2 separate regions of the Homo sapiens genome follow, and region 1 is linked to region 2. Evidence: chromatin loops called from intact Hi-C (ENCODE). Cell type or tissue: GM12878. All regions are shown on one strand. Links, peaks and the distances in the headings refer to the core of each region. The heading gives the core; the rest is flanking DNA. Region 1 overlaps LRRC4C (leucine rich repeat containing 4C). Region 2 overlaps LRRC4C (leucine rich repeat containing 4C).

Region 1 (15,707 bases), core at 71-8,070, 270 kb before region 2:
CAAAAGAGAGCTAACTGAACAGCTAAATAGAATTAATATAATAGAATTCGGGGTCCTTCTGAATTAGTGTCTCTGATACATCACATGCAGACATGGTTTCAAGGCTTGACCCAATGTATATGCCAAATATTTACAGAGAAGGCAAAGACTATAAACCACATAGTCATTCAACTTACCAAATTAGAGACTGAGAGACCTCCCATCTTAAAGTGATTCTCTATAAGCCTTTATGGCTCTCCCTGAATTGCTGCTGTGTCTAGATTTTTAAAATATCACTACTTTGTGAATTGTTTTGATTTTACAAATGCCCCTATGATACAGTGATCCATATGAGTGAATATCATATAAGCAATAGCATTTACATCCAAGTCTAAAAATGGGTTACATTCAAGACTTTTTACTGGGGGCCAAAACAAATTAAATCCCCCAAACATTTCATAAATTATTTATGTTTATGTGAAGTCACAACTAATGGAAAAACAGAAAAGTTAATTAAACAATAAATTATTTGGCCCTCAAGCCACCAATCAGTTTGGATTTTCCTGATCCCTTTCCATGGACTGTAAGATCTCCCAAAGGCCTGAGCAAGGTGCTTGTAGGAAAACTTTAATCTGTGGGTTTTAGTAAATGCAGCTGTAGGTAATTACAAGAAACAGTGTCCCAGAAGAGTTTTAGAATCTCAGACCTGGGGCAAATACACTCAAGTTGATCTGCTGATCCATATGAGTTAGTGGAAGAAAAGAATCAAACAGCAAACAAACAAGAATCCAATTTTGAGTTTGCAGAAAATGAAGACAGAGGGAAGGGAAATGTGGAATAATTATTAAATCTCTGTTCAAACTCCTAAAACAGCTGCTTAGGGTTTTCTTCCTTCTATTGTGTACATTTACTGGGAATTTAAAGACAGTAGAAAAGGCTTTTATTTTCTTAGAAATAATTTAATCAATGACTATTCGTTTATATAGTTACAACCAATTTTTTAGACACGTGTGCATGCATGTGTTCTTATTGCTTATATATGTTTAATAAGCAGAGTCTTACTATTTAACTCAGATTTTATGTTGTCCCTTTTGTGAGAATGTTAGCTTATAGGGGGTTATATTTTACTTGGCTTATTTGTGTGGTATATGTCTAAGTTCGCATGCATATATTTGTTTATCATAGAGCCCCAATTGATATATACTGCAGGCATTTAATGCATAAGTTTGATCATAATGCACTAAAGTAGCCAAGGATAAAGGGGTGTGTATGTGTGTGTGTGTGTGTAGCATACATATGCGTAGATACTTATAATTATTTTTAAGTGATTATATATAGTTATGAAGCCTATATATAAATGTCATGATTCGTTTGGTATAAAGTTTTAGAATTCTTCCTCCAATGATTTTGAAATGGTTTGTAGCAGGATATTCTATTCCATTTTTTACATTTTTATTTCAGGGACAAAACATTTTACCAAAGGTAGTGCTAAAGTTGTCCGAGTAATGTCAGAGGATCGATCCTTCAGTACTTAAATCTATTAATTGAAGTCATTAATAAAAAGTTGAGAAATAAGTTCTTAGCTAAGAGTTAGGGAAGCAAAAGAAATAACCAAGTTAATTGTCCTGACCTCAAGGGGCTGAGACTCTGAAGAAGTGATGAGACATATACAGTTAAAATAATTAGGATAGATTATGATATGGGATATAAAAGAGAATTTGCAGCATTGCTATAAATTGAAAAAGAGAGGAGGGAGTTATTACTGTTGGTTATCTTGGTGAGAGTAATTTAAGCAGTGCTTGAAGCAAAATTTTAACACTCAGAGTGGGAAGAGAGATGAGAACTAATATTTATTTATTTAATTATTGAGCTCCTATCATTTTAGATGCTGTGTTAGATACTGGAAATGCAATGCACAATGAAACAAAAATAGATCCTTCTTCTATGGAATTTACCATGCATTGGACAAGAATATTGAGAGTTGTTTCAAGAAGTTTGAATGGGTAAAGAGGGGCTAATGTGGGGAAGAACACAGGAAAAGAGTGAAATGATGGGGAATAGTTTTGCTTGGATTTTAGTTGGTTATATGTTTCCAGGATTAGAGAAACATGTTTGGTTTTAGTCTGCATGGAAGGAACCAGGGAAATGGAGAAATGCAAATTTAGAGACGAATAGCTGATTCAGTAAAATTGGTAAAGGAATGAAAGTGTTATAATTAAAATTTAATATGAGGGATTATTTTGGAAAATAGAGTATAGGTAAAGATAAAGAGATATTTTAAGGTTTAAAGAAGAAAAATTCGGTGCTGTGCACATCAAATAGCCTCATCTTTTTTTAAAAGAGGAGGCTAATTCATTTGAAACTAAGGAAGTCAGGGCAAGGTTTGAGCCCATGGAGAATAGAGATTTTGAAAAATGCTGAAAGAGCTGGAACATTTCATGTGGTCACATCCTATTCAGGACTAGATGCGGTCAGACAGCATGGCTGTGTTAAATATCCAAGAGGTATGAGCAAACAGACATGATTCTTGCCTGCATAGAATATTTGATCTAGTGAAGGGTACATCCAATAATCAATTATACAAATAAATATTAACTGGTCAACTGACAAGAAAAATATGCCAGGGGATAGATTTCATAGAGAGCTAGAGGGTTGGAGAGAACTCAGTGACTGACTTTGGATTCTGCGTGGCAAATAAAGCTAAGTGTAGTGTCTGATGGACCAGGTTGATAGAGAAAGATAAAGGAAGGATAAATTATGAGTTCAGTAGGAGTCAGAAAGTGGAATAAGTGAAAATACATGCAACTGCAGTTAGAAAGCAGACTTGCAATGTTTTACTAGAAGCAGAGCAGTTACAAGAGACAAACTGACTCCTGGCAAAACTGTAATTTGTGTGCCTCAAGGAGAAATGGAGCCCTGACACAGGTGTGTGCAGCAACCCCACACTCACCAGTGAGAGCCTGGCCCATGCCATGTATCCAGCAATTGACCATATTAATTTACAAACATGGACTATTCCAAGGTAGTATAAGTCATATATGAAACAACGTTTCTTTCTACTTTTGTTTAAAGCTATTATTGTTGCACTCACTTACATTCCGTGTATTAGATGATGTTCCAGCTTATTTGGCCACTCTCTCATTGGGTGATCTTGCAGCCTCGCAGTAAAGAGAACCATTTCTAGTCATATATGAAACAACATTTCTTTCTACTTTTGTTTAAAGCTATTATTGTTTCACTCACCTACATTCAGTGTATTAGATGATGTTCCAGCTTATTTGGCCCCTCTCTCATTGGGTGACCTTGCAGCCTCGCAGTAAAGAGAACCATTTCTAGAAAAGACATACGATTAAAACATGGCATTACATTTAAGAAAGTTAGAAAATAGCCCAAGCAAAGTTACTTGAAATTAAAACTGACCTAATGGAATAACCTACAGGGAATAATTTATATTTCTCTACAGTAAGTTTATCCGTGTATATTCATTTTATAATATGCCATGCTTGAGGCTTTTCCCAGAATATAAAAGGCTTTTTGCAAAATGATGTCAATCACAATATTTGGTTCTGAGAAAAGTGTCACTTTATCAAATTTGTCTTTCTATTGGACTGTTGAGTAAGATTTTTAACAAAGGAAAAAAGGCATATCTGGTGCTGTTTATCCCTGTTTTCTTTGCAAGGTCTATTTTTGTCAAATGAGTTTATTCCTTGTTTAAACATACTGTGCCTTTTCATGCCTCTATACCATTTTCCTTCTATCTTATTCACTTGAAATGTCATTATTCTTTTGTCTATTCCTATTTCTCATCCACAAACTCATAGTCATTCTTTAATACCCAGCTGAAATATGACCTTTTCCCTCTGAAGTAGCCAATCAAAACTAATCTCTACCTCATCCGTAATCCCACAGACCTTTGTTTGTCATATTTTATGAGATTTATAGCTGGTGTTCCTAATTCTATGTCCCTGCCTTTGCACTCCGAAGGCATGGAAAATATTTTATCTGCATGTGCGTGTGTGTGCACTCGTGTGTTTACTTTCTTTAATGACCACCTGCCTTATTCAAATAACAGACATTCACACATTACTTTCAATTTCTCCTTACTCTATCCTGGAGTAAATTAGACTTAGTTAGTACTGCTATAGTTTACGCTATAATAATTTAGCATTTCTTTCCAATTAAAACACTTTTTTTTTCACTTGGCTTCCAGAGCACCGTTCTCTCCAGTTTTCCTCCCACAATGGGTCAAACTTTCTTAGTCTCCTCTGAGGTTTCCTTCTAATTGTTTGTAATAATAATGGCTTATCTCTTGACTATCTCCTATTTCCTAGTAGACTAACTCCCATCAAGGTCTAATCCAGGTTTATGACTGAAATACTATTTACACACCTGGAATTGACAGATTTATATTTTAGCCCAGCCAACTCTCTACTTGTTCTACACATTTAGAGTGCTAATAAGCTATTTATATTTAGAATATCCCAAAGGGAGCTCCCTGCCACCACCAATTTTCTCTTCCTGCTATTTCTCCTCAGGTCAGAACAACATCCTACCATTATCTTATGCAAAAAGACTTAACACATGACTTACACGTTGACCCTATTCTTTCCCTCCTTAATTTTGGTTCAAAGCACTTATTACCGTCTAGCATACAACATCTTTGACAAACAGACTTTTTAAAATTGTTGTTCTCCTCCCATTAAGCAAGAAAACCCCATGAGGGTGGGGATTTCCATTAGTTTTTTTCACTGCTGCACTCCTTGTTTCCCTGAATAACAAAATATATTCAAAACAGGTATGTAGTAGGGGCTTAAATAATATTTTGTTGATTAAGGAAGTGAAGTCATTCTAAGTAGATTGCTAAATAATTTATTAATGTTATTGGGTTCAAAATTCAGTCCCTTTACAGCTTCCTCAACTGTGAGATGCAGAGGAAAATCTTGTGTCTTTATTATTGTTTTCATCCATGTCTGTTCTGACAAAACAGAGCCATGTCTGCTTAATATAGTCATACACTGCACGTGGATGTTTCAGTCAACAACAGACCACTTATATGACGGTGGTCTCATAAGATTATAATGTCATATTTTCACTGTACCCTTTCTATGTTTAGGTATTTTTAGATACACAAATACTTAGCATTGTGTTATAACTTCCTATAATATTTCAGTACAGTAACATGGTGTACAGGTTTGTAGCCTGGGAGCAATGAGCCTTACCACATAGCCTAGGTGTATAGTAGGGCATACAATAAAGGTTTGCATATGTACACAATATGATGTTCTTACAAGAATGAAATTGCCTAATGACACATATTTTTAGAATGTATTCCCAAGAGAAATTAGTCTATTGGAGCAGAAAAGTGTATTGGGTGGTTGACGTTTTCAGATAACTAGAAAGTCACAGAATAAATGAGTTCATTCTCTTGATTTAAGAAAATCTAGGTTCTACTTCCTGTTTCACTGTGTTTAGTGATGTAACTTCATTCTGAGTCTCAGGTCCTCAGCTATAAACTAGAGTAATAACACATTCTCCATCTTTAAAGGGAGCTGAGTAAATAAAATGGGACTCTCAGTAAGAATGTGATGAGAGTACTAAAAACTACTAAAAAGATGCCAAATTTTATATATATATATATATATATATATATATATATATATATATATATATATATAACATAGTTTGAACCTTAACTCTGTCCTGAGAAAAAATGTGTATTGCAATGTAACTGAGCTGCAATGATTTCCAGATATTATAATTAATTTGTGGTGGACCCAATATTAAAGTTGGGTCTTTTGAATTGTAAAATAGGTTATTTTTCACCATAGTAAGTTTTATTAACATCTAAATTAGATAATTTATGTTCACCTGATTTAAAGGGCCTGAGAAATATGTCATATGCTAATAATGAATTTAATAATAGCAACAATAGTATCTAACACTTGTTTTTTTTTTTTTTTTTTTGAGATGGAGTCTCACTCTGCTGCCCAGGCTGGAGTGCAGTGGCGCGATCTCGGCTCACTGCAAGCTCCGCCTCCCAGGTTTACGCCATTCTCCTGCCTCAGCCTCCCGAGTACTGGGACTACAGGCGCCCGCCACCACAGCTGGCTAATTTTTTGTGTTTTTAGTAGAGACAGGGTTTCACCATGTTCGCCAGGATGGTCTCGATCTCCTGACCTCATGATCCACCCGCCTCTGCCTCCCAAAGTGCTGGGATTACAGGTGTGAGCCACCGTGCCCGGCCAGTATCTAACACTTTCAAGCACTTACCATACATCAGGCACTACATTAACTGGTAACATCATGTATTATTTTATTTAATTCTCAACGCTGTGTAGTTGCAATTATAATCATGTCTATTTAAAAATATAAAAACAGAAACAGAATGATTAAATAATTTGCATAAGGACATAAAGCCAGTAATGGTAAAATTGGGATGCCAACCTAGACAGCTTTCTAACACAAAAACAAGTTCTAATTTGAAATTAGAATTATATAATCTGGAGTCCATACAGCAGCGTTCCAAGAAGGCAATCACTCTTAACTGAGAGTTAAGTTTGGGGAACATCTGGAAGACTCATGATAAATTAAAAACAAAGTAACTGTCTAACATTGTCAGCAGATGTATGTTCATTCTGTGCTATTTGCAATAGCAAAGACATGGAATCAACCCAGGTTTCCATCAATGGCAGATTGGATAAAGAAAATGTGGTACATATAAATGTGAAGTATTATGCAACCATAAAAATAGAATAAAATCATGTCCTTTGCAGCAGCATGGATGCAGTTTGAGGCCATAATCCTAAGTGAATTAACACAGGAACAGAAAACCAAATACAGAATGTTCTCACTTACAAGTGTGAGCTAAACATTGAGCACATAGAGACAAAAATGTTGGAACAACAGATGCTGCCGACTACTAGAGTGGGGAGGGAGGGTGGGAGATATGGGTTGAAAAACTACCTATCAGGTACTATGCTAATTACCTGGGTGATGGGATCCATACCCCAAACCTCAGCATCACAAAAGATTCCCTTGTAATAAATCTGCACATGCACTTCCATGTCTAATATAATAAAAGTTGAAATTAAAAAAAAATACAGAGTAACTAATACTAGGGTACTCTTAAGACATCATCACTTTGTTGCATAACTCTTCAGTTGTAAAGTACTCAGTCTCTCCAATAATTCACTCTTCTTGAGTGTGTGTATATGTGTGTGTGTGTGTGTGTGTGTGTGTGTGTGTGTGTGTGTAGGGTGGTTGTTGTTGTCTTTTTTGAGACAGAGTCTCACCCCAGCTGGAGTGAAGTGGCGTGATCATGGCTCACTGCAGCCTCGAACTCCTGTGTTCAGGCAATTCTCCCACCTCAGCCTGCCGAGTAGCTGGGACAGAGGCACATGCCACCATGCCCAGCTTTTTGTTGTTGTTGTTGTTTGTTTGTTTGTTTGTAGAGACAGGGTCTCCCATGTTTCCCAGGCTTGTCTTGAACTCATGTGTTCAAGTGATCCTTCTGCCTTGGCCTCCCAAAGTGCTGGAATTACAAGTGTGAGCTCCTGCACCCAGCCTGCTCTTCTTTGTAATTTCTTCTGTGAACTGATTCATCGTAATGTTGGAGAGTAATAGCAGTAATTCTCTCTGTGATTATCAAGAGCCAATAAAATAGTTATGACAAATATCAATCTAATTGGAAGCACTACTGCTTGAAGTCATTTAAAAAGCATCACTTAAGAATGTTCTTTCAGTAGTTATCCTGCATTGGCAGAAAGGGGCAAAGATGAATGAACAGGCGCAGGTCTCCTCCAGTTCTGACAGTTCCTTTCCTCCTGATAAACAGCTATTCTGGCAGGAAAGAAAACGTAATCTCCCTCTGACCTTTCTCCATTTGGATGAGTGCACCGCAATGATTCTGTACTGTCACAGAGAAAAGATCCAAGCGAAGGGTGAGGAAAGCCTATGGATAATTCACTGTACTTGATAATGTACTGAGGAACAGCTATAAAATATGCCTATACTACACCAAGTAGAGACATTGTACAAACAACAACAACAATAATAACAATGACGATGGCAGTAAATGTATGTGTTGAACACATACTATGTGTCAATATTATGGTAAATACATTATGTGGCATATTTTGATTCTGTGTTGTATAAATGTATTTGAAAATGTCATTCATTAGTTTTAACCACCTACTGCCTCTTCTTAAATAGATAAACATGACATTTCCAAAAATATGACCTAGGTGATTCAGACTTGACCACACTAAGGCACAAGGTAGTGAAGTGATTGGTCCAGGTCATAGCTGAATAACTTTGATCTGACACTCTACCATTCTTCTCAGAACATAGCTCAAGTTCCCACAACTCCCTTGATGTCTGTGTCTTCATCCTTAAATGAAGGGAATTATTTAATTGCACAAATTTCAAGCTCTTCTCAAACTAGAAAATGCTACAATGTAATGGTTCTGTCTTGCAAATGCATCATTTTAGACACCATCTGGAATTGATAACATTCCAGAGATCTACTGAAGGTAAGTGGGTGAGTGGCCACACAGGGCTGGGACAAACAGAGAAAATATTATCCAGATATTAAAATAGTATTATATAATTATAAAATGTTATAGAAATGTTTATGATATAATAGTGAATGGAAAAAAAGGAAATTCTAAAATAACGATTATTCTGTGATGATACATATGTCCATGTACAAAAACTAGACGGAAGAACATGGACTAATTGTCTCACGATTTCTTGGCTATGGTGTAATACTAAATGATGCTTTTATATTGAACATTAGTGTTTTCACAATGCTGTTTAAAATATGAATTTTGAATGAGATTTAATTTTAAAAAGGTGGCACAATGACACTTCTGAAATTCAAAGGGTGCTCTGGTTTTAGTGCTCACATAAAATGGCTAAAATTATCTCTTCAATGTTTGTTATAAATAATTATTAGAAGACACTTTTAAATCATTATATCTTCTTTGTAAAACCATCAATCCTAGCACATATACAAGTTGGTAATTAATTCTTAAATACTCATTTTTTCCTCAGAAATCAACTTACTGTAAAGGATGAATAGCTTAAAAAGTGAAAAATACCTGAATTCATTCATTCATCTATTCATTCAAGACACAATAGTTAACTGCCCGCTCGGTTTTAGGCACTCTTTCGGCACCTGGGGATTCACCAGAAACTAGACACTTTGTATATAGCTTTGGACCTATAACAGTCCAGAGATTAAAGTGAACTCTATCAAAAAAGGGGCTCAAGAAGGGATTTGAAGCCAGTTTGTTTCCTTTGTCCTCACTGAGAATGCAGCAAAGTGAAGATGGTTGCTGAGCCTTGTTCCTGTGCCATCTTCCTGAGTAAATGTTTCCAGTATACAGTGTGTTGCAGAAAATAATTTGGAAACAGTCCAACTCAGCTTCCTTTGTTCAATTACCTGTCATCAGATCATTTGTTTTATCAGACAGAAATCATTGTGATGACAGGGGTTTGTTTACTTTGCCCCTGTATTCCCAGCATCAAGGACAGCACCTGCACTCCATCCGTGAAGGTCCAATCAGAGTTCAGTTCACATGAACAAGTGCTGGATTACCATGTAACAAACTTGAGTCCAGTTTGGTTCTATCTCTCAAGTACATTAGTCTACTTGGCTAATTATAGTCATTTACAAAGCACCTTCTATGTGTCAGACATATAATACCTGCTGTTACTTTAATCTCACACTGTCACAGTGTCATCCCTTTTTACTCTACCTCATTGTGCCTCAGTTTTCTCATCCATAAAACTGTGATAGTGATAGTACCTAACTAATGGGCTTGTTGTGAGAATTAAATTTTTAGATTAAACAAAGTGCTCATGAAAAAGCCTAGGCACGTAGTATGTACCAAACAAGTTTAGAATAGTATATTATTATTTAAAACTCATGGTAACATTTTGAAGAATATTGTACTATCTTCATTTTACCAAGCGGGAAACAATGTATGATGGCTAAGAAATGTGATCAAATGCCCACATTGCTGAGCCACTGAATTTAGAGATATTTCTTCACTCTGCTCTTCCTCTCAATTTTCTTGCCTATGTTCTTAGATAAGATCCTAACCACTTTCTCTTTGGATTTTGTCAGTAACTTACTTCAGATCTCCCCTTTCCTATTTTTAACCATCATCTTTTACATTATCTGCACATTCTACTTTTGATACGTTTTTCAAACAGATATCAAATTATATTATTCCTTCTTCCTTAAAACCTAAGTAGCTTTCTAATGCCTCCAGAACAGGCTACAAAGTTCTTAGAAGAGCATTCTGTGCTTTTCATATTAAACAGACTTCTCTGATACTCAAACTTTACTCAAAACTCTAGACAACTGAATTAAGATTAGGTAGTCAAAAATCAGGTAAATCTGGGTTCATATCCAGTTACTAATTATGCAATCACCTCATTATTTTACTTACTTAATTCTTAGCATCTTATCTGGGGAATGGGGATCATGGCCTGAAGAGCATGACAGAGAATTCGTTACAAAATCTTTTTTTTTTTTTTTTGGACACTAGTTCTGATGGCACAAGAATGATCACGTAATACATTCAGAAGATAATATATTTAAAAATTCCAACAGAAATCTTAAATACGAAAAATGAAGTGGGACAAAAAAACAGAACTGGCTGGAGTCAAGCAGTGAAATGGCATTTCAAAATTAGATTGTTAAACCAGTGTAATTTTGAAGAAAAAATTCAATTAGAAATGAGATACTTATTTTTTGTTGCAATAAAAATATAAGACCTGAAATGATCAAGAGAAAATAATGTTAGTCATGATAATTTTATTACTATGCAGATTAAAACAGGTTTGTAATGGCTTTACCAGTAATAAATAGAAACATTCTACATCCCACTCCTTACTTGAAATATTAAGAACTGATATCTGATTTTATAGCTGTCTAAGAATATGCTTTCCTACAAATAAATGCTCTCACATAGATTTTATGTTAAATATAGGTTAACTGACAGATTATTTTGAAGTGCTCAAAGTGATTAATCAAAGCTGTTTCATTTAGTGATGAGAGGTATTCACTGAGATTTCAAGATTTCATGTTTAGTTAAATTAAGATCATAAGCATGGAAACTCACTTGAACTCAAGAAAATATTTTGGGCATGGGGAAGCTAAATGGTAATACTTTGAAATGTAATCTTTGCATTAGTAACACTAAGCTAACTTCCAGCTATCTTCACATTGATTGATAGTGCTACCTGAGAAGTAAACACATAGTTTTGATTGTTTTAACCTAAACAATTCATGTTAGAGAAAATCATACTTTGAGCACTTATTTATACAAATATTTATTAAATACTCACTAAGGATCAAACAGTATGCTAAGTGCTAAAAATAAATGAAGTAAGGCAATATTTTTTCTGATTTTACAGGGTTTATAATTTAATTTAGAGAAGGGGATAAGAAAATAATGAAGGCAATTATTTTGTGATAGTATGTATACAGGATAGAGAAGGCATTATTATAGCTATGTTAGTTCAAGTCCATCAAGAAGCAGGCACTGAGACAGGGTTAGACACACAATAAATTTATTGGCAGATATTACTGTGGAGGATAAAGGGGCAGTGAGCAGGTGAATAAGGGAGAGATTTCAGACTACGGTGAATGTCTGACATGTGTGAAGGAGAATGGAAGGGGCAAAGGTTGGATAGAGAGAGTCCAGTCCTGCAGCACAGTTCCAAGAAAGGTTTAGCTAGCCAATGGGGCATCCTTGAGATGAAGTTGCACATTAGAGGAGTCCTATGTTTTATAAGAATGGGAGTGAGCTACTAGCAGTCATTGACTGGAAGCAGCTCATGGGAAACAAAATCTAGCAGCAAAAGACCCATTGGATCTTAAGAGCAGCTTCTAGGACTATCAGTCAATTATAATCCCAGCAAGAGGACAAATGGCATACTTTCATTGTAGTGGTCATGGGAGTGTTAGTTTTTACTCATGGACCAGAACTTTAGAAAGTGCTGCAGTTTTCAATTAGAAAGTGCTGCAATTTTCAAAGATGACTAAGAAGTCACACATTGAACAAGGTGAGCAAGTGCATTCCAGGCATGAACTAATGTAGAAATACAGGACAACATGGTGAGTGTGGGGGCGTTGCAAGTAGTGCACTAGAGTTGGAGCATGTACGTAAGTGTGTTGGTGTGCAGCACACCAGAGAGGGAGGTGGGATTCAGATTGGGAAGAGCAAGGTGAGTTATACAAAGTGGTTTGACCTTATCCTGTAGATAATGTGGGATTATTGAAGGAATTAATGCTTGACAGAGACAGTGTGAGATCTGCACTGCAGAAAGATTCCTGAAGTATACAAGCTATTCAGATGGAGCATTCCAAGAGGTAAAGAAAATGGAGATACTAGTAATAAAGAAAAGATAACACCAGACAGACCAGAGTTCCAATCCTAACTCTAACACCTACCAACCATATGAACAGAGCCAAGGCATTTAACTCCCCATAACCCCTATTACTAACTTTCTATGTCAGCAATTACTCAACTACTTATTTCATAGTGACACAGGATCATGTGAAATAAATAGTAGTATACTTAGCAGCTCAGGTGTTGAAAGCAGACATAAACCTACTTTTCTATCTTGGCCCACATGTATGACTACAGGAATATTTTTCACGAACCTCAGTTTTCTTAAATGCAGGTAATAATGAAATCACATTTATCTCATGGAGTTGTTCTCTGAGAGGTGATATGTGTGAAGACTTAACTTACTCGTGGTGCAGAAGAAATGACTAAATAACTAAAGGCTAGGTACTGTTAGGTGATTTACACACTTACAACGTTTTGTTCTCACAGCATCTCTGCAGGCAGGTTATTTCCCCTCACACCTTAGTATAGAGGAGCAAAGTGATGCTTAAGTAACTGGCTCATGATCACACGAATGATTGTACTGTGCTACAGTTCTCAGCTGCTTGACTTCAAAACCCGTATTCTTAACCACTATTCTCCATTACCTTCGATTCCAGCACAAAGAAAAACCATTTACCTGCCAAAGAAAATGCAATTCTAGGAACTCACTTGTTGGCTACAGTTGGATTTGCTTGTATTACTAGTATACTTTAAAGCAGAGTAAGGGATCATTTAAACCAAACTGCCTGGTTTGCCCCAAGAGAGGTTTTTATTCAGTTCATTTAGACAGAGTATTACAGCCACCACACAGATTCTAATACAACCTGTGTTATACTATTTGAAATTGTTTTCTGTGAAGGGGAAGGGGTAAAAAATGATGAAGGCAGTTGTCTCCAAGGCTATCTCTCCTGTCGGGAGAGTCTTTGAAGTGTTTGCACACATTAGTCTCTTCATTCTTATGTGGAATACATTCAACTTCCCAGTAGGAGTAACCATGACACAGATGTTTAAAACCCATAAAAACCGGACCTGATAGGTCAGATGTACAGTCATTAGGCAGAAGGCCCTGACCCATTTAGCTCTCCCTCTTCCCCAATTTCACTTCCAGAAAAAAGACTGACTTGATTTTAATCCATGTTCTGGCCCATTTCTCGTTAGTCAAAATGCTTAACTTCACCAAGCTTTAGTTTCCTTAATTGGAATAGGATTATTTTAAGGTTGTCCTAAATACGGACGGTAAATACACATCATTACATCTAACACCTATTAGCTACTCCAGAAATGTTAGCTCCCCTTGGATGGATAGCAGAAAATGATTTTCAAAAACAACAAATTGTCAGAAGACAATTTGATCAATAAATAAAAGTGATATTTATTGATAACCAATGAAGAGTTTAAGATTTCATCACTAATATTTGCATTAAAAAAACCCAAGCTAAAAACATTCACAGATGCCTTAGCAATAGATTTGCACCACATATCTTGAGGATACGATATTTTATCCTTATCTATCAATTGCAAGATTTGTGTTTTTCATGAATAATTTTTCTGACCTCTCCAGTGTAGGGGTTCACATCCAACACAGAAAATTATAAATCTGCAAGACTTGCAAAACACAGATACATTTTTGAAGCTCCACTGGAAAGGAGGCAAAAAGAAAATGCTTCTGTCATTGAAAGAGTAACAGACTGAAATAACGTGAAGTTTGCTAATTTTATTAACAAGTCTACTCTGGGCAATTTGGCTAGTACCTCTGTCTCCCAAAAGCTCTCTACTGATTCAGTGACATGGGTTCTTGAACTGGATGCCCTTTCTGTACCTCTGGAAAGCTTAGCCATGCAGAGGGAGGATTAGAAACAGTAAGCTCCCAGTCCTCGAGATGATTCTGCAAACACCTGGTAGGTTTGGTCATTTTTACCCTGAAATAATGCTCCAGGAAAGGCAATTTTGCATGGTCTTAGAGTATAATAAGTCAGAACAGTTTTCCAATTTCTGGCCATCTTGGCCCATATATTAGCATTTAACAATATTTGACATTTGGCTAATGCTTTGCCAATAACAAGAGAAAACAAATTATAAAAATATAGACTTCTATATCTTTCCTATTCATTCCAGCTTAGGTATTCTCATGCCACTATGCAAGTTGAGTCCTGCGTTTCTCCTCATTTTTCCTACTGTAATAGTCATGCTCTCCTAAGTGGTGTTCAACTTTGCAGTTTTTCTTTTTTTTTTTTTTTTTTTTTTGAGACGGAGTCTTGCTTTGTCGCCCGGGCTGGAGCGCAGTGGCGCGATCTCGGCACACTGCAAGCTCTGCCTCCCGGGTTCACATGCCATTCTCCTGCCTCAGCCTCCCGAGTAGCTGGGACTACAGGCGCCCACCACCACGCCCGGCTAATTTTTTTGTATTTTTAGTAGAGACGGGGTTAACCTGGATGGTCTCGATCTCCTGACCTCGTGATCCACCCGTCTCGGCCTCCCAAAGTGCTGGGATTACAGGCTTGAGCCACCGTGCCCGGGCCAACTTTGCAGTTTTTCTTCTCTCCTGGCCAAACCCTAACAAATCAGCCAGTGAAGCATGTTTTTAAAAAAAGTTATCAATTTATATTAACTATCAATTTATACTAACTTACCATAGGAATTAAAGCATGATAACATTTAAATACACTGTCTATACTCCTAAATATAATGAGCGTTTGAACACAATCGTACCCCTTAATATGTAGTATCCATTGGAGTCCTTACAACTCCAATTTCAAAACTCATGAAATTGGTATCAGTCACATGAAGGTGAATGCAAATTCGCTGACAAGTCTTGTCAAGATAAATCTTTGCTGTTAATTAGAATCAGCAGTGTAACCCAGAATTTCAACATCATTGAAAAGTGGGGAGCAATGGATGTGATTAAGCAATCCACCAACCATGGGGAAAGGAGTTTGTTGCTCCTGTATATTCCTGGCAGGAAGCTGTCCTTACTGGACAGTTATCAAACAGTACAAACCACACCATCAGAGCCTCCAAGTAAATCTCAGGAAACTTTGTGTGGTTCCCAAAGATTCAATAATCCATACATATGAATATGAGTTTCAAAAATTCAACCCACAATACTTTTTTTAGTCTCAGGTTTAAAAATGTAATTTCAAGTTTTATTTTAGATTTGGTGGGTCCACGTGCAGGTTTGTTATATTTGTATATTGCATAATGCTGAGGTTTGGGATACAAATGATCCTGTTGCTCAGATAGTTAGCATAGTACTCAAGAGTAATTTTTCCACCCTTGTTTCTCTCCTGCCCTCCTCCCTCTAGTAGTCCTCAGTGTCTA
Region 2 (16,916 bases), core at 3,833-11,832:
ATTGACAACAGATCCAATCAAGACAATCATGAAATGAGTGAAGGGTATCAAGACACGGATCTTGATCTAATTAAACACCAAATAGTCATCACATCAGAGGAATTAACCAAAGACATCTTAATGGAGATGAGTGCTTCTAAACCAGTGCCAGACGAGGTAGAAATATAAAAGAAGCAATGCCAGAAAACAAGTTGACATTAGTCAATCTAGAGGTGTTCTGATTATTCAAGACTGATTTTGCCTTTTTTTTTAACCATATGGACCCTTCTATGATACTGAAACTAAAGCAAAGGGTGGAAGAATAATTAGTACAATATAAAAACATTTTTAGAGAAATAATACAGCCAAAAAGAGAGAAATTGTGATTTTTTTCATAAAGTCACATAGAGTGTGCCTACTGGTCTTGCCTCCCCTTCCATCTCCTCCATCTCTTCTGCCAGTGCCACCCTTGAGACAGTAAAACCAACCTCTCCTCTTCAGCCTACTCATCATGAAGACAAGGATAAAGACCTTTATAATGATTCACTTTTATTTCATGAATTGTAAATGTATTTTCTCTTCCTTATGATTTTACTAATAAAATGTTTTCTCCAGGTTCCTTTATCATAAAAATACAGCATATAGTACTATAACATACAAAATATGTGTTATTGGTAAGGCATTCAGTCAACAGTAGGCTATTAGTATTTAAGTTTTTAGGTAGACAAAAGTTAAACATGGATTTTCAACTGTGTGGAGGCCAGTGCTTCTAACCCCTATATTGTTCAAGGGTCAACTATATATGATAATATGAGTATAGAGACATAAAACTCATGATTGTCTCCTGGTATTCATGTCTTTATATAATCCCCTCAAGTATGGATGCAACCTATGACTCGATTCTAACCCATGGAATATAGCAAGGTAACAAGATGTACATCATTACATTACCTGAGATGATAATGACCATTTTGCCAGGAGATTATTTCCCTTGTTGGCTTCGAGGAATCAAGTGGCCATGTTGGACAGGCTCATGTTAGAAGGAACTGAGGCCTTGAGACTCTTAGCTAGCAAGAAGCAGAGGCCCCCAGGCCAACAGCCCACAAGGAACAAAACGATGCCAAAAAACATGTGAGCTTAGAAGTAGATCCTTCTCTGTCAACGCCAGCCAAGACTTTGATTGCAGCTTTGTAAGACCATGAAGCAAAGGGCCCTGTTAAGTTGTGTGGCACTCCTAACCCACAGAAACTATAATATCATGAATGTGTGTTGTTTTAATTCACCACATTTATAGTAATATTGTTATATAACAATAGATAAATAATACCAGATATGGAATATGTACTTGCTGTAATGGCAGGTTTATCAAATGTACTGATCCTAGTTCCTGCGGAGGAGAAATAGTTAACTGTGCCTCTGAAGACAGGATTTCTAATTTTGCAGAGCCCACCAAAGTGGTAATACTCACTAAGATAAAAAAAAAAACTGATGCTTTACTTGGCTGTATATTTACCCATCTTACTATTGTGAAGTAGGCAGAGACCTGCTTCAGACATAGTTTCTCTTTTGCTCCCCTGTATTTTTTCTCCTCATAGGCCCCTCCATTCTGTCACAACTTAATTTCCCCAGGTTTTCTCTTTAGGTTAACAAAACAAAACACACTGTGTGTGCATGCCCTTTGTAAATTGCCCATTAAAGTAAATACTATTTAAATTAGTCTTGTCAGAACTTGGCCTGATAATTTCATGAATTCTGACTTTACCAAATATAAACTAATAGATAATCACAATTCAGCTATCGAAAAAAGGCATCATTAATTAGTCTGCATAGATAAAGCCATTTAAAAAAACAAAATTATTAACAGTGCACAAAATGTCAATTCTCAATGGCTGTCAAACTGGAATGTTTCAGAAACTGACAATCCACTGGGAAAAGGACTATCAAGGAGATAGACAAATATCTTTCTGCCTTTAACTTTAGTAAGCTTCTCATCATGGAGATATTTCCCCCCCCAAATTATAAAGCACATACAGTCCACCAATAGCAAGCTGATACAGGTATGCGTTGACTTAGAGATGATATGTCTATTTTATATTCCCATGAAAGCAGACACAGAATAATCAATAACATCAGAAAGAGCAGTTTACTTTATATGGAATGGAGGAAGGCCTTATACGAACAATGAAGTGAGCAAATGTATGAAAGTGTAAAAGGAGCAAGTTTTTTTTAATCAATAAATCTCTTTAAGTTTCCTTTATTGTGTCTTCCTTTTAAGTCAGCATATACACAAAATTGGAGTCGACAAGGTCTCATTTGCAGATGCAAAGTTGTTTTTGTGCATCAAATCTAATTTAACAAACATAGAAGCTAAGCCCTTTGAGAAGGAAGGAAGTCTCATCTACTTTCTGCTCAAGGATCCCTTCTCGAGAAAACAACCATTGATGAGACTGATCTTTTACCCTTATTTCATCCTTTGATCTAACTTTTTAAAGTTTGTTGCTTTCTTTGCTTATTTGGACACAATAGAAGGGGCAATCTCTGTAGTTAATTCCATGACATTTATAAATGTCAATTGGAATATTTCCAAAATGTAGTACTGTCAGTGTATGAGCACCTCATCCTGAAGTTTACATAAAATCTAAAGACATTCTCCCTCAAGTCAGTGTATGTGTTACACTGGACTTTTTGTTTGAAGACAGAAACACAGAGGCTGGCCACTCACTTTTGAGCGTAGGAAAGAAACAGCATTTAAAAATAAAAGCAGTTGTTACTAATCAACTAGACTAGCTCCTTCATTTTCTAGATGAGGAACAGGAAATTAAATATCTTATCCAAAGACACTCATCAACATAAGAGTAATGTGATGACAAGAACTTAAATCATAAACTTACACAGTGATGATTTGCAGTTTTCTAAGTTGAGTTTATCAAACCCAATCTTTAGGCCATAGGAGAGATTGAAAGAATGAGTTCATTGTTAAATAGAAGAGGAATAAATACTTGATCACTGATAGTTACCAAATACTTATGAAAGATATTAATTTGGGCAGTTCTATAATGAATAAATGAATGTATACATAAAATGCAAGAATGAATAGATGGATAACTGGATGGACAGCTGAGTGGGTAGATAGATGAATAGATGGATGGACAGATAAACGGATGCATGAATGAATGGATGGGTTGGTTGATACCCATCCTGCTTATGTGGGATGGGTGTGCTCATGTGATTCTCCAAAATTACTGAAGTTTTTCTTTCAGGTCAGCTTCACCAGGGACTAAAAATTCATTTACTGCCAGGATCTAATTAATTTTTAGTAACTCCTGTTCCCAACTTTCTGCAGGTAGAAAACTAAATGCCTGATAAAAGATCTTTATTCCCATGTCAGACACAATGGATTGAAAGGAAGAAAGACATTAAAGTATTAAAATGGATTTTTATTATTCAGTTTGAAATTCCTTCTTTGATTTCCCCAGCCTAAACATTAAGAATAAGAAACAGAGCTACTGGTAGGAATCAAGGAAATTCTGTGCATGGAAGTACCACTTTGCTAAGACAGCAAACAAGTTACAGCTACACTTCCCTTCAAGTGATAAAACTGCAATAAAGAAAGGATTTTTTGTTGTTCCTGTTTGGCAGTGGATTCATCCACAGATCTCTATACCCACAAGCATTCTTCACGGATACAAAATAAGACACACTATTTTAGAGGATAATCCCTTTCGCTGATAAAGCCCAGATTCAGATTTTTCTATTTCTAAGAGATGCATGTGATGGTGGATTCTGATGCCTATCCTGACATTGAGGAAGACAGGCTTATCATTTTATTGGGCTCTGCAACCTGGCTGGTACCATGCTAAAAAATAACTGTTGGGAAATAACAAGAAAGGAAAATCTATTTGCTTGTCCTACACATCACTGTGTCCTGTTCTCTAGAGGATTTGCAGGTGTGAAATTATTCCCCAGAGATACTCAAAAACATCAAACAGCACCTCTTTTAAAGGGAATCTGCAGAACCTTCTGAAATTCTTTACTAGCAAAATATAGAGATAGAGATTATTTTTTCTCCAGAGACAGATGGAATTTTTTTTCATTGACATTAGATACTTCCTTCTGCATTTTCCCTAATAGGTGATGAATTTTCAGATATTCATTATTCTCCTGGCCTCTTCCAAGTTACTTCTCTCAAGATTTATTCTCCTCAAACTCCTTAAAATAAGGAAATAACATTGTCATTTTGGGTCTTAGTTTGCATGGTAAGATAGGAAAAACAATGCCTACATCATGGAAAGGTGGTAATAGATTGCAAGCAAATGGCTCATCACAATGCCTGACATCTGGAAAATGCTCAGTAAATGAAAGCTGATATCAATAGCAATGAAATTCACCACTACCTCCTCGTCACTGCCATCACCCCTGTTGTTATCACCATCACCATCATTGTAAACTCAAGTTTATTCCATGATTTTTTCTAACTTAGAAACAGAAATATAAACCTTCTGTGAATAAAAAAAAGCTAAGTGGGATTTAAAATATTATTTTAAAGTATATTATTTACTTAGGAGTATCTATGACAAAAAATAAAGAACAAACAATTTTTGCTATGGATAAATCTATAGATTTTTGAACCATTAAAACCATACTATTATTCCATTGTATGCAATTCAGTGGCTGTCTGATCCCTAGCCATGAAATATATGCATTTCCTGTATATCACTCTAAGATTTTTTATGTTCCTATTTAAAAATGTATTATGGTGGAAACCTATATTACTATGAATAATTATAGCAGTTACCTAGATTAAAAACATAATTCTAGGTATAAATAAAATTATCTCCTTTTTTCAGAAAGTGAAAGTAAGAAAGTATTTAAGTATCTTTTATCAATATCAATATTTTCAGGATTCAGAAAATGTCAATAAACACAACTTTGACTGTAAAATGCAGCTTTTGCTTTGAGGAGGGATGTAAGCATTTGAGAATGTAATGACAAGTTGGAATCCAAACAAAAAGAGAACATGCACCCAGGTCCTCTGTCCAAATGAGCCCTTCTGACAAGAACAAGAAATATAGAGGGGAGAGGAAAAAAAAGTATGGAGGGAAATAGAAAAACACACACTCAATTTTGGTCTGTGGGAAAGACACTCCATTTTCACGGTGGCCCTCTTTAAGTTGCACTAGTTTCTGATATATTGGTAAGAAGTGTGATTTCTTTACAGCGGTAGAAGTCCCAGCGAAATAACCAGAAGACAAACATGTATTTCAATCTCACATAAGTATAAGGAGGAGAAGCAGGTCTCCTGGGAATGCTATATTTACTGAACAGTTAGTGAACTATGTATTGAGCAAAATTTAGAACTCAGCAGTCTCAACGGGTGTTTTATTTATTTTATCCACATAAGAAAATCTGTTCTAAAAGCGAAAGGTACTAGTTGCCTTCGTTTATTGAAGCATTAAGCCTTGATAAGTTCACTCAACAAATCAGTGTTTAATAACTATGGATTTTATGCCCTTGCATGGCATTGATTTTATAGCAGTGTAAAAGACAACTGTATCAGCTATCATATATACACTCTGTGAAAGTATACTAAATTCTCAAGGAAACAGTTTATACAGTAAGGCACTTAGTAATTTCCAAAACAGTAGTTCAAGGGGTGAGTATTCCTGAGTTTGTTCAATTCTTAAATCCTGTCTCCAAAGATCTAAGGTATTTTAATATTTTCAACATTCTCAGCTTTTGGTGATTTATTTTTAATAATCAGAAAATGTATAGCTCCAAGCATCCCATCCTCACACTACAATATTCAAAAACGGGGAGTGTCAGCCTTCCTGTGGGTCTGTCAGGGAAGAAAGAAAAAACTAACAGTTTTCTGTAATATGATTCCTCTTCCGGGCAGTCTTGCAAATTAATTGAATAGAGCATTTCTGAGCACTTCCATGTGCAATACTTTACCCAAGAATACAAAAATGTATAGGATTTTGTAGGCTATGGTAAAGAGTTTTAATTTTATTTCATATAGAGTGTAGACTTCTTAGATAGGTGTGTCAAACACCCACTTTGGCTGCGATATCTGCTAGAAATTTTCACTTAGAGCATTTAATTTCTTATATTTCCCAGTGAATGCATCTCCTCCCACCTACCTCCTCCATTGCTTATGAAACTCCAGCCATGCCAGCGTTTCTGTGATTGCTAGAAGACACCAAGGGAGTCCCAAATGTGGAAATTTTACACTAGCTGGACCTTCTTTCTGCAAAGTGTTTTCATAGATATTGTGGCTGACTCCTCAGAATTCTGATCTCAGCCACAAAGTCACCCCCTAAGTGATGGAGACTTTTCAGAAAGCCCAGATAAAATATATACATTCCTTACATCTTAACATCTTAAACATGAATAAGCCAACCTCTGTGACCTGCTCAAGATCATACAGCTCGTGAGCCTAAATCTCCTTGCTCATTTCATTGTCCTATGTACTTTTATGAGAGATTATGTAAAAAACCATGTTGTTTCTTGTGTGTCTCTGTTCCTTATTCCTGCTTGAGTCTCTTTGTAGTAATGTCACTTCTGAAATGAGTTAACTTATTTGTTCAATTCTTTGATGTATGCTTCACCAGTTACAATGCAATCTTCGTGGAGATTGGAATGATGTTGATCTGGGTCTTGTTTATTGTTGTATTTTTGTCCCCAAAACAATGGTGACAGCAGGTTCTAAATACTTTTTTGACAAAGGACTATATACATAAATTATTCTGAAATGGGTTTAAATCAGAAAATGCTGTGGAAGTAAAAAGGCATTATTTCTTTTAGTCTACCAAGGCTTTCTACAGGTGTTCAAATCCTAGCAACTTCTGTCTGCATTACTGCACCTGACTACAATTTTATCTGGTTCTGCATTTTTTTCTTATTATTTTGCTTTTAGAGGTTCAGGCAGAGACTTGTTCTTCTCCAGAAAATAGGAAGTTTCTTTGGCATCCTTTTTTTTTAAATTTTAATTTTTTCAGGTAATGTTAACCTACCTACTTCTGCAAAAACAGAGATAAAACTTGCTTTACCGATGATGGAGTAAGTAGCTATGTGAAAATATTTCTAGAATAGAGTACCCACCACTCCCTGAGCTTAAAACCACTGTGTTTTCTCTACCGTCATCGAGTTTATCTGTGCTGAACTGTTATTCTCTGTGGCCAAAATATGGCCCCCCCAAAAACTATTTTCTTTTAAAACAGTATTTTTGAAATTGGCAAATTGTGAAATGATTAACACTCAAATTTGAACCACTGTATTTGTCAATTTATTTGCTAAGTTATCTAAACAGACCCAGAGAGAAGAATGTTGTAGAACTCAGCTGGGAAGTCAGTCCACTGAAGTGGGGGTGAATAGATGTGAAGATGTGATGAAGAAAACCTAGTGGGAAATCTGGAATTTTCACATATGAAACTTGTATGCATTTTATATAGCAGGCACCAAATTATTTCTCAATTTGCATGTTAATTTCCAATGTTTTAAGATGGAGAAACTTAAATAGATTTTAAGAGATACAAGACTAAAAGAGACTTCTCCCTCCCTACAATGTGATCCTGTTGTCACACCTCCCCTATTTCAAAATCTACCTCCTGCTAGGCCTGTATGGTGGGTTGAAAAGTTTAAATGGTTGTAAATACCTGTAAAACAAAGGGAAAGACTCTGAAGATTTGACATGTGCAGTGTACGAGTCTCTATTTAAAGAAACTGAACAGTAGCTGAAATTAACCTAGAAGGTGCCTTTTCTTATTTGGAGACGTTTAGGGAGCTCGTGTTCCCAAAACCAATCCCAACGTGACACCTAGTGGCGGCTCTAGGTTTAACCCTTCAGGTTCTGATAGAAATACCCATTCTACAAGGTTTTCAAAACCCTTGGTCCTGGTAGCTCTAATTTCACTTCTGTGGGAGCAAAGCTCATTTATTTTATAGGAAAAATAAACTACTAGAACAGAGTCTTTAAAGAAAAGTGTTAAACCATAGTTTTGAAGATGTGGCCCAAGCTACCGTTTTTCCTGATGTGTGAATTGTCTCCTGAGAATCTGTGAGGAATCTTCCCCATCCCCACCAAATATCTGCCTGTTTACAAATTTAAAGATCTGAAGCCCTTTCTTTGGTATTCTAAATAATATTTTTGACACTTTAATAGGTGATAAACATCTCAGAAGATTTTACATAGATTTTCTTTTAAAGATTTTAGCATTGGCATTTTTTTGGAAAAATGTTATTCAAAAATATCTATACAAAAATGAGCCACATTGGTTATGTTTGCTTACATGCATTTTTAGGGGAGTTCTAAACTGGATTTCTGCAAGCACCCAGGATGCTTTTGGCTGCTCTACACACACACACATACACACACACAAACACACACACACACACACACACACAAGTCCAGCAAATGCAGTGTAGTTTTTAGGGAAAAGTGGAAAGTAAAGTTTAGTTTTGACCATCAGTCCTCCTAGGAGCCTCCTTGCCTCACTCGTAATGCCTCATTATTTTACTCCCTGCCCCACCTCCAGAACTTATTGATGTCCTCTTTGGAACACCGGCTCTTCCTTGACTGGACAATGTCCAGTTCTTTATTTTCTCTCTGATAAACTAGACAGCACTAGTAGGCTGATGGAAAGCCCCCAAATACTAAGTTTAGAGTAGAGATGGTCTTGTCCAAATGGGTTTCTGCTAACATTGACTCAACTTTTTCTGTTTGATGCACAGAGGAGGATTTCGGGAAATGATTTGGATTTCTCATCATCTCTGCATTATGTACCCACATAGAATCAATAGCAGCTCATCAATTTAAAAGGGGAGTTAATTCAGCTGCTCCATCCAAAGTTTAACCCCAAACCTGAAGCTCTTTTTGTATTAACTACATAAATATTCTCTTTTATTATCTGTCATTTATTGAGTATTCTCTATATATCAGACCTAGCACTAAATCACTTTACATACATTATCTTAGGAATCTTTACATGAGCCCTAAAATAAAGAAAACTCTTTTATTCTCATTTTAGTTAAAACACAAGTGAGGTTCAGTGATTTGCTAAATATCCTTCTGCTTGTAAATAACAGAGCCGACATTGCCGTGTTTTTTGGCTCTAATGCTTTTGGAATGAGCCTCTCTTCAAATATTAAGGATTTTGAAGTGCCAAGTTCATGCTATAAAGACAAAATTTCCCCAAACAACTATTTAACAATAAACTAGGTCTCTCAGAGACCCCTTTGAAAACCGATTTTTTTTTTTTTTTGAGACACAGTCTCGCTCTTTCACCCAGGCTAGAGTGCAGTGGCATGATCTCAGCTCTCTGCAACCTCCGCCTCCCGGGTCCAAGCGATTCTCCTGCCTCAACCTCCTGAGTAGCTGGGATTACAGGCATGTGCCACCATATCCAGCTAATTTTTGTATTTTTAGTAGAGACGGGGTTTCACCATGTTGGTCAGGCTGGTCTTGAACTCCTGACCTCAGGTGATCCACCCGCCTCAGCCTCCCAAGGTGCTGGGATAACAGGCGTGAGCCACTGTGCCCGGTCAAAAACTGATTTCTTTCTTCAGTTTCTTGGGCTGTGTTCATCATGGAAGGTCTTATTCCTTCAGTCCACATTTACTGTTTTATCTGTCATTCACCCTGTTTTCTTGAGGCTAGGAAATAGACACTTGGACAGACAAAATGGATGATTCAGTCTATTTAGATTTCATTCTAAGGTTCTGTTGAGGGCCCTATAACAGAAATCTAGACCATACTGAATATAAATCCTTTCATTTTCACAATCTCATCCAAGATGCTGAGGAGAAGGCAGTTGCTTTGGTAACAAGAATTCAAATACTGGACCGTTTTAAATGTAGAATTATAATTATAAGCCTGAAATTTTTCTTGGAAGTTAAGAGGAAGCAATTTTTTTCTAAAGCTATTGGTTTTAGATGACTAACATTTAAAATAAATTGCAAACTTTATTTTGATACATGCAAGAGTCCCTGCATCCCACATTCTAAGACCCAGAGTCTGTGGACTTAGCTACTGCCATTGAGAGAGATTATAGTGGTTAAATATAAAGGTTCTGAAGCCAGATTGTCTGATTACAATCTTAGCTCTACGAATTTGTGGGTTACCTTGAACACCACAACTGACCTCTCTGTGCCTCAGTTTTGTTTTGTTTTGTATCTGTGGAATGTGAGCATCTAATGACCTAATATATAGACAGTCTTTAGAATGGTTTGGAATAAAGTAAGCAATCAAAGTTTAATATCAGTGTTACTAGAGCAGAGAAGATATCTGTATATAAAACATTCACAGCCCAAAATGTCTGCCCTTTAAGACAGCCTATGGGAGCCTGTCTTCTGGAAAATCGCTGACAGGTGATGTTTATGAAAAGTAGAAGGTATTTCACCAGACACATCTTGTTTTTTCTTCTTTTTCTTTCTCTTTGTGAAACAGCCACATGCAATTGTCAGATCAGAATAAGACCTCATTTTTTTTTCTCCAGATTATAGATGGCAAAACTAAAATAGGTCCTCTTGAAATAATATTTTTGAGTGTCCAACTGGTGGAGACAGGAAAAGCAATTTGAGTAAGACAAGAGCCTTCAAGAACAGATTTGGAGACAGAGTATTATCCTGGCCTTCTAAAAATAGAAGAGCCATGATGTATACTGCAAGGAATTAAGATTATCCACACAAGCATTTTATTGTTCAGTGACAGAGGAAATAATGAAATATATAAGGCAGAGATGGCCCTGACAAATCTCAGCTTGGCACCAGCCTACTGAAACCAGCATAATCTGGACTGGGCACCATATCTTGCTTTGAACAGTTAACCTCTTGGGTGTGGTATGATTGTGGCAGAAGCAACTTTCTGCTAAAATCCTTACACAGTGAACAGTCACCAGCCAGCCCAGCACTTACCTAATGTACAAGCCCAGAGATTGTCAGTCAGGCAACATGACTTAGATAGAGACACTGCTTTTTTCCTATGGGAAAGAAACAGTTCTCAGGCTCATGGCTTTAAAAGACTAACTCTATATTTCTTCTGAAGAAGTCCACTCCTAGAGTCAGACTCTGGCTGTCAGTAGAACTTTTTCATTCTGTGCTTAATCTTTATTTATATTTCCTTTAATAATGCTAAAATATATTGAGCTCCTTATATGTTATCATTTTTTTCCTTTTTGCCTTTCTTTCTTTCTTTCTTCCAGTGATATTCATTGAGCATTTACTATGTGCCAGGCACTATGGAATATAATGATGTAAAATTTGGACAATATTGTACCTTCAAAATGTCAGTGAAGAGAAGCAATACACAAGTAACCAGATACATAAACAAGATGATTGTAAGGTTTGACATGTATTAAAGGGGTGAGATATGAGGCAGATCATCCTGGAGTGTTGCCCACTTTAGATGAGATAGTAAGAAGTGGTTTTTTTGAGGAGATGATTTTGAATAAAGACTTACAGTCTAAAAAGGATCACCAACCCTTTGGAGATCCCAGGTAAAAATGTTTGGTAATTGTAAATGTATACAAAATCCCTGAATATATCCAAAGGCCCTGAGGTGGGAAAGGGCTTGGGATGATCCAGGAACATAAAAAAAGTAAGTGTGACTGGAACAGAATGAACAAAGGAGTAGGGATTAGGGATAAGCTGGAGATTCAAACATGGATAGATCATACAGAGCTATATAAACTATGATGATGAGATTGATACTTATTTCAAAAATGATAGAAAACCAATGAACATATTAAGCAAGGCAATAGCATGAGTCAATTTATATTTTTCTCTGATTATTGCATGGAGAATGTGCTGTTAAATGGGTAAGAATGGAAACTGTAACACCAACTTGGGGGCTCCTGAAATCTTCAAGGCAGGAGACAGCAGTGGCTTGTAGAAGGTCATTGTACTGAACCATTATACCAGATAAACAAAGGAGATATCAGATTTTCCCCCTTTTAGAAATGAGTTAACAAAGGCTACCAGTGATTGTAGCTTCTAAATCACAGAGTCAATACCCTCAAACTTGGACAAACGTGGCTCAGAGATAAATTTGTTTGTTTGTTTTTCCCAGTAGACTCTCAGACTACTGCCTCTTCAGTGGGTTTGGCAAAAAGAAAAACAAACAAACAACAAACAAAAAAAACTTATAATAACCTTCAGGAATTCCTAACACTTAAGTGATGCTTGCTATGGACCCAGGAGTACTCCAAGGGTTTCCAGTACATTAGCAAACTTAACTTTCATAACAACTCTGTGAAGTAGATTCTATTATTATCCTCCTTTTACAGATGAGTAATCTGAGTCTTAGAGAAATTAAACTATTTAATAGTAAATGTCAAAGGCAGAATTTAAACCAAGCAAGTTAGCACTGGAAACACTAAACCATGCATTTTACTACTAAGCTTTTTAAGAAAAAAACTCCTTAGCTGGCCAGTGTTTCTACACTGAAGTAGTATACTATAGATATGTCAAGGAAAACCATCACCGTTAACCCCCTTCAACTTCCAATTGAGATAAGAATTTATATACAACATAGAAAAGCTTTTTATGACAATTTCATAAAAATGCTAAAGATTAGGTAGGGCTTCCCACACACTTCAGATGAGAACAAGGAAACATTTCTAAAAGAAAGTGAACAAAAGATTTATTTTTTTAACTACTCTCAAGTCTGAGAATCAACATTTCCACCAGGTTGGCTTTTTCTAATACAAATGTAAGAGGAGACAGATTGAAATGCCAAACTGAATTGCTCAGTGTTTTAGAAAAAGCTGTTTCTCACAGGCAGCCTCAACTCAAAACACATAGGATATCTTCTGAAAAATTTCAAAATGTTGGGTTGCGGAGTTCTAAAATTAATCAAAAAAGTCTAATATTCCAACACAAGAGTGACCTACAAAAAGCCTCCTTCATTTTCTGTTAGGGCTCTTGCAGCATCCTCTGAAAGCTCAAAAAAATCACCTTGAAGAGCTGTAACTTTGCTCACAGCTTTCCTCCTGTATCTACTGTGACCTTAACCACTTGCTTTAGAATTATTCTGCTATTTTCAAATGCCCTTTGAGTGCCCCAGGCCCTACCACTTTGACATGCAAAATTTAGCTAATGTAGGCTTTGCAAGGACACAGTTTTGAATCCCTTGCTCCAAAGCCTGAGGATCTTAGTGTATCAGAGAGAAGACAAACAGACATAGACCTCAGGTTTTTCCATCTTCTTTAACTGTTACTGCTAATAATACTTATGGACTATTTGGGGGTTTCCCTGTATAATCTCAATCCTCATAACCAAGGAGAATACTGTCATTGTCACCACCATTTATCCTAAGAATGTTAACGTAATGTAATAAGATGAGAACAGAATTAGAACCCTAGCTGTCTGACTCTAGAGCTTTTCCTATTATCTTATACCTACATTATAAGTATATATGATGCTATACACTATATATATATTTTTCTGCTATAGTATATAGTATAATGTATAGATTAGCAAAAAGTATAATGTATAGCATGTATTCCTTATAAGCATATTTAATATGCTTAAAATGCCAGTACCCAGTCCTCCTTTCTTCTTCCCAAAAGGATCCACAACATTCTATGCATTATTGTTTCAGTCAAAGGAGCCTAAAGGACTTAAGACTGTGGTTTTCAATTCTGGTTGCCAATTTACAATCACATGGGGAGATTTTAAAAAGTTGATATGCCCTGTCCTAGCCTGGAAGACTCTGATTTCCATGTTCTGGGGTAATGTCTGGACATCAGTCTTTTTTTAAAAGTTCCTCTCTCCCTCTCCCCTTAGTCATTATAAAGATCCAGGGGGCTGAAAAACAGTTGCTCTGAGCCAATTAGTGTAATCTCATCTATTATAAACTGAATATCTTCCCCACCCAGAAATTCATTTATTGAAACTCTAACCCCTGAAGTGTTTATGGAGATAATGGCTTTAAGGAGGCAATTAAGGCTAAATGAAGTCAAAAGAGTAGGGCCTTAATTTCAAAGGACTAGTGTCTTTATAAGAAGAGGAATAGACACAAAAGATCTCTCCCTCCCACCCATCTCCTCCACTGCCACTTTCCCTCTCCCTCTCTTTTTCCCTCTCCCTCTTGATTTTTCTCTGTGCATGCACAAAGCAAAGGCCCTGTGTGAAAACACCTGGAAGACAGCAAGCCAAGAAGTGAGGCTTCACCTGAAACTATTCCTGCTCCTACCGTGATCTTGGACTTCCAGCTTTGAGAGCTGTGAGAAAATACATTTCTGTTGTTTAATCCACCCACTCTGTAGTATTTTGTTTTGGCAGCCTCAGCAGGCTAATATAGATTTTAGTACTGTGAAGTGGGGTGCTGATTTAACAAATACCCAAAAGTGTAGAAGTGGCTTTGACCCTGGGTGGGGGGTAAAAGCTGGGAGAAATTTGAAGTCCAGGCTAGTAAAAGCCTAGATTGTCTTAAGAGACCAGTAGCAGAAATATGTACATTAAGGTGATTTTGGTGAGTGCTCAGCATGAAAAGAGGAGAGCTGGAGAGAAAGTATCACCTTAGAGAAGACATGTATCACTAGGAACAGAATGTTGGTAGAAATATGAACATTAAAGGTGCTTCTGGGAGGTCTCAGACACAAATCAGGAACATGCTGTTAGGAACTGGAAAGAAGGCAATCATGTGATAAAGTGGCAAAGAATTTGGCTAAATTGTGTTCTAGTGTTTTGTGGAAGGTGGGACTTGTGAGTGATAAAATTGGTTATTTAGTTGAGATTTCATAAAATTGTTGAAGTTACGGCTTAGTTTTCTTTTACTGCTTATAGTAAAATGAGAGCGGAAAGAGATAGATTGAAGAAGTTATTTAGCAAAAAGAAAACAGGACTTGAAGATTTGAATAATTCTCTGCCTGTGCATGTTGCCAAAAAATGAGAAAGTGTGCTCTGGATGAAACACATAGGATGAGGCTGGACAATTCATAAATCACTCTCTAAAGGATTACCCACAGAATTTAATCAGCTGTCTTAACTGAAGACAGAAATAGCAATGGGATTATACCAGCAGAAATACTTCCCACAGGGGCTATCAGGAGTAGAAACAATGCAACAGAATAAAAGAAAGCTGTCAGGCCTCAGAGATCCTACAGGATGGGACAACAGGGCTACCTGATTGGGAACATGTGCTTCTCTACAAGAAAATAGAAGAATGGTCCCAAAGACAATTCAGAGATCATCTGGGCTGCTATTCCTACCATAAACCAAGCAGACAAGTCTGTTTTCTCCTCAGCTTCAGAGGATGGAGCCACCTCCTTGGTTTTAGTGGGCCAGGATGACGCACTGGCCAGTGCCTCAAGGACAAGGCCACTGCTCAGGGTCCTGGGGGTAGGGCACCCCACAGAACTGAGGGTGCAGGGTCACCATGGAGAGCTGAGAAGGTGGGGCTGCTGCAACCCCCGTGGGTTTGGAGTGCAGAGAGGCCAGCCAGAGAGGATTATTCTCAAGCCTTAAGAGCAAACGAACAGACATAGGGGCCTATTTGAAGGGGAAAGGTGGGAGGAGGAAGAGGTTCAGAAAGAAAAAAAAAAAAACCCGTTAGGTACTAAGCATAGTGTTTTGGTGATGATAATCTGTACACTAAACCGCTGAGTCACAAGTTTACCTATATAACCAACCTGCACATGTATCCCTGAACCTAAAATAAAAGTTAAAATATTAAATATATACTAATATTAAATATACATAAATATTAAATATATATTAATTATTTGTAAAGATCAAATGAAATTTGCCTTGCTAGATTTTTGACTTGTTTGGGACCTGCCACCCTTTCTTCTTTCTGATTTCTCCCTTTGGGAATGTGATTGTCTAAATTATTCCAGTCTCACCGTTGTATTTTAGAAGCACAAAACCCGTAGTTTCACAGGTTCACAGTAGGAGAGGATTATTAGTATGAATCATACCTCAGGTCTAATATATATTTGATTTAGATAAGATTTTGGATTTAGAATTAGCTGGGCGCCTGTAATCCCAGCTACTCGGGAAGCTGAGGCAGGGGAATCCCTTGAACCTGGGAGGCTGAGGTTGCAGTGAGCTGAGATTGCACCACTGCACTCCAGCCTGGGCAACAGAGTGAGACTCTGTCTCAAAAAAAAAAAAAAATTAAAGAGAAAAAAAGACTTTGGATTTGGAATTGATGCTAGAATGGAACAAGACTTTTTGGACTGTTGGGAGGGGGTGAATGTATTTTGCATGCAAGAGGAGCATAAATTCTGGGACGACAGAAGGTAAAATGTTTTGGACTGAATTGCGTCCTCCCAGAATTCATGTATTGAAGCCTTAACCCACAATATGACTATATCTAGTAATAGGGTTTAAAAGGGGGTAATTAAGGTTAAAAGTTGTCTTAAGAGTGGGGCTTCAATCAGATAGGACTCGTGTCACTGTAGGGAGACTAAGAGACACCAGATATTCTCTCTCTCTCTGCATGCACATAGAGGAAACGCCACGTGAGGATTCAGTGAGGAAGCAGGTGTCTGCAAGCCAGAAAGAGAGGCCTCACTTGAAACCAACCCTGTTGGCACCTTGGTTTTTGATTTCCAGCCTCCAGAACTGTGAGAATATAAATAAATTTCTGTTAAGCCACCCAGTCTGTGGTATTTTGTTACAGTAGCCCAAGGAGACAAACACCAACCCATAGTACCATTATAACTGATATGGTTTGAGTGTGTCTTCACCCAAATCTCATCTTGAATTGTAGCTCTCATAATTCCCACATGTTGTGGGAGGGACCTGTGGGAGATAACTGAATCATGGGGGCGGTTTTCCCCATACTGTTCTCCTGGTCTTGAATAAGTCTCGCGAGATCTGATGGTTTTACAAGGGTTTTCTCCTTTCGTTTGCCTCTCATCCTCTCTTGCCTGCCACCATGTAAGACATGGCTTTCTCTTTCTGCCATGATTGTGAGCCCTCCCCAGCCACAC

Evidence for each region. A loop is a pair of places that touch in the nucleus more often than their neighbours do. Peaks named below come from ENCODE experiments on the same cell type or tissue, not always from the same donor. Only the 100,000 strongest peaks of a DNase experiment are listed, where the experiment ranks them.
Region 1: a loop joins it to region 2, with 2.0 times the contacts of the local background. A loop is called at or near these places in 4 of 110 quality-filtered maps.

What each region holds. Positions count from the first base shown.
Region 1 is chr11:40,930,413-40,946,119 of GRCh38, forward strand. LRRC4C (leucine rich repeat containing 4C) reads right to left here. Exons shown (of 7, transcript NM_001258419.2): 2 at 3,223-3,311. Among named protein-coding and RNA genes, the nearest start is that of LRRC4C, 520 kb to the right of the region's middle. In GM12878, for the core only: no CTCF peak of the experiment used is centred there; no DNase peak of the experiment used is centred there.
Region 2 is chr11:41,193,565-41,210,480 of GRCh38, forward strand. All of the region lies in intron 1 of LRRC4C (leucine rich repeat containing 4C), which reads right to left. Among named protein-coding and RNA genes, the nearest start is that of LRRC4C, 260 kb to the right of the region's middle. RefSeq lists a silencer at 1,047-1,219. In GM12878, for the core only: a CTCF peak has its summit at 7,796 (motif pointing left); no DNase peak of the experiment used is centred there.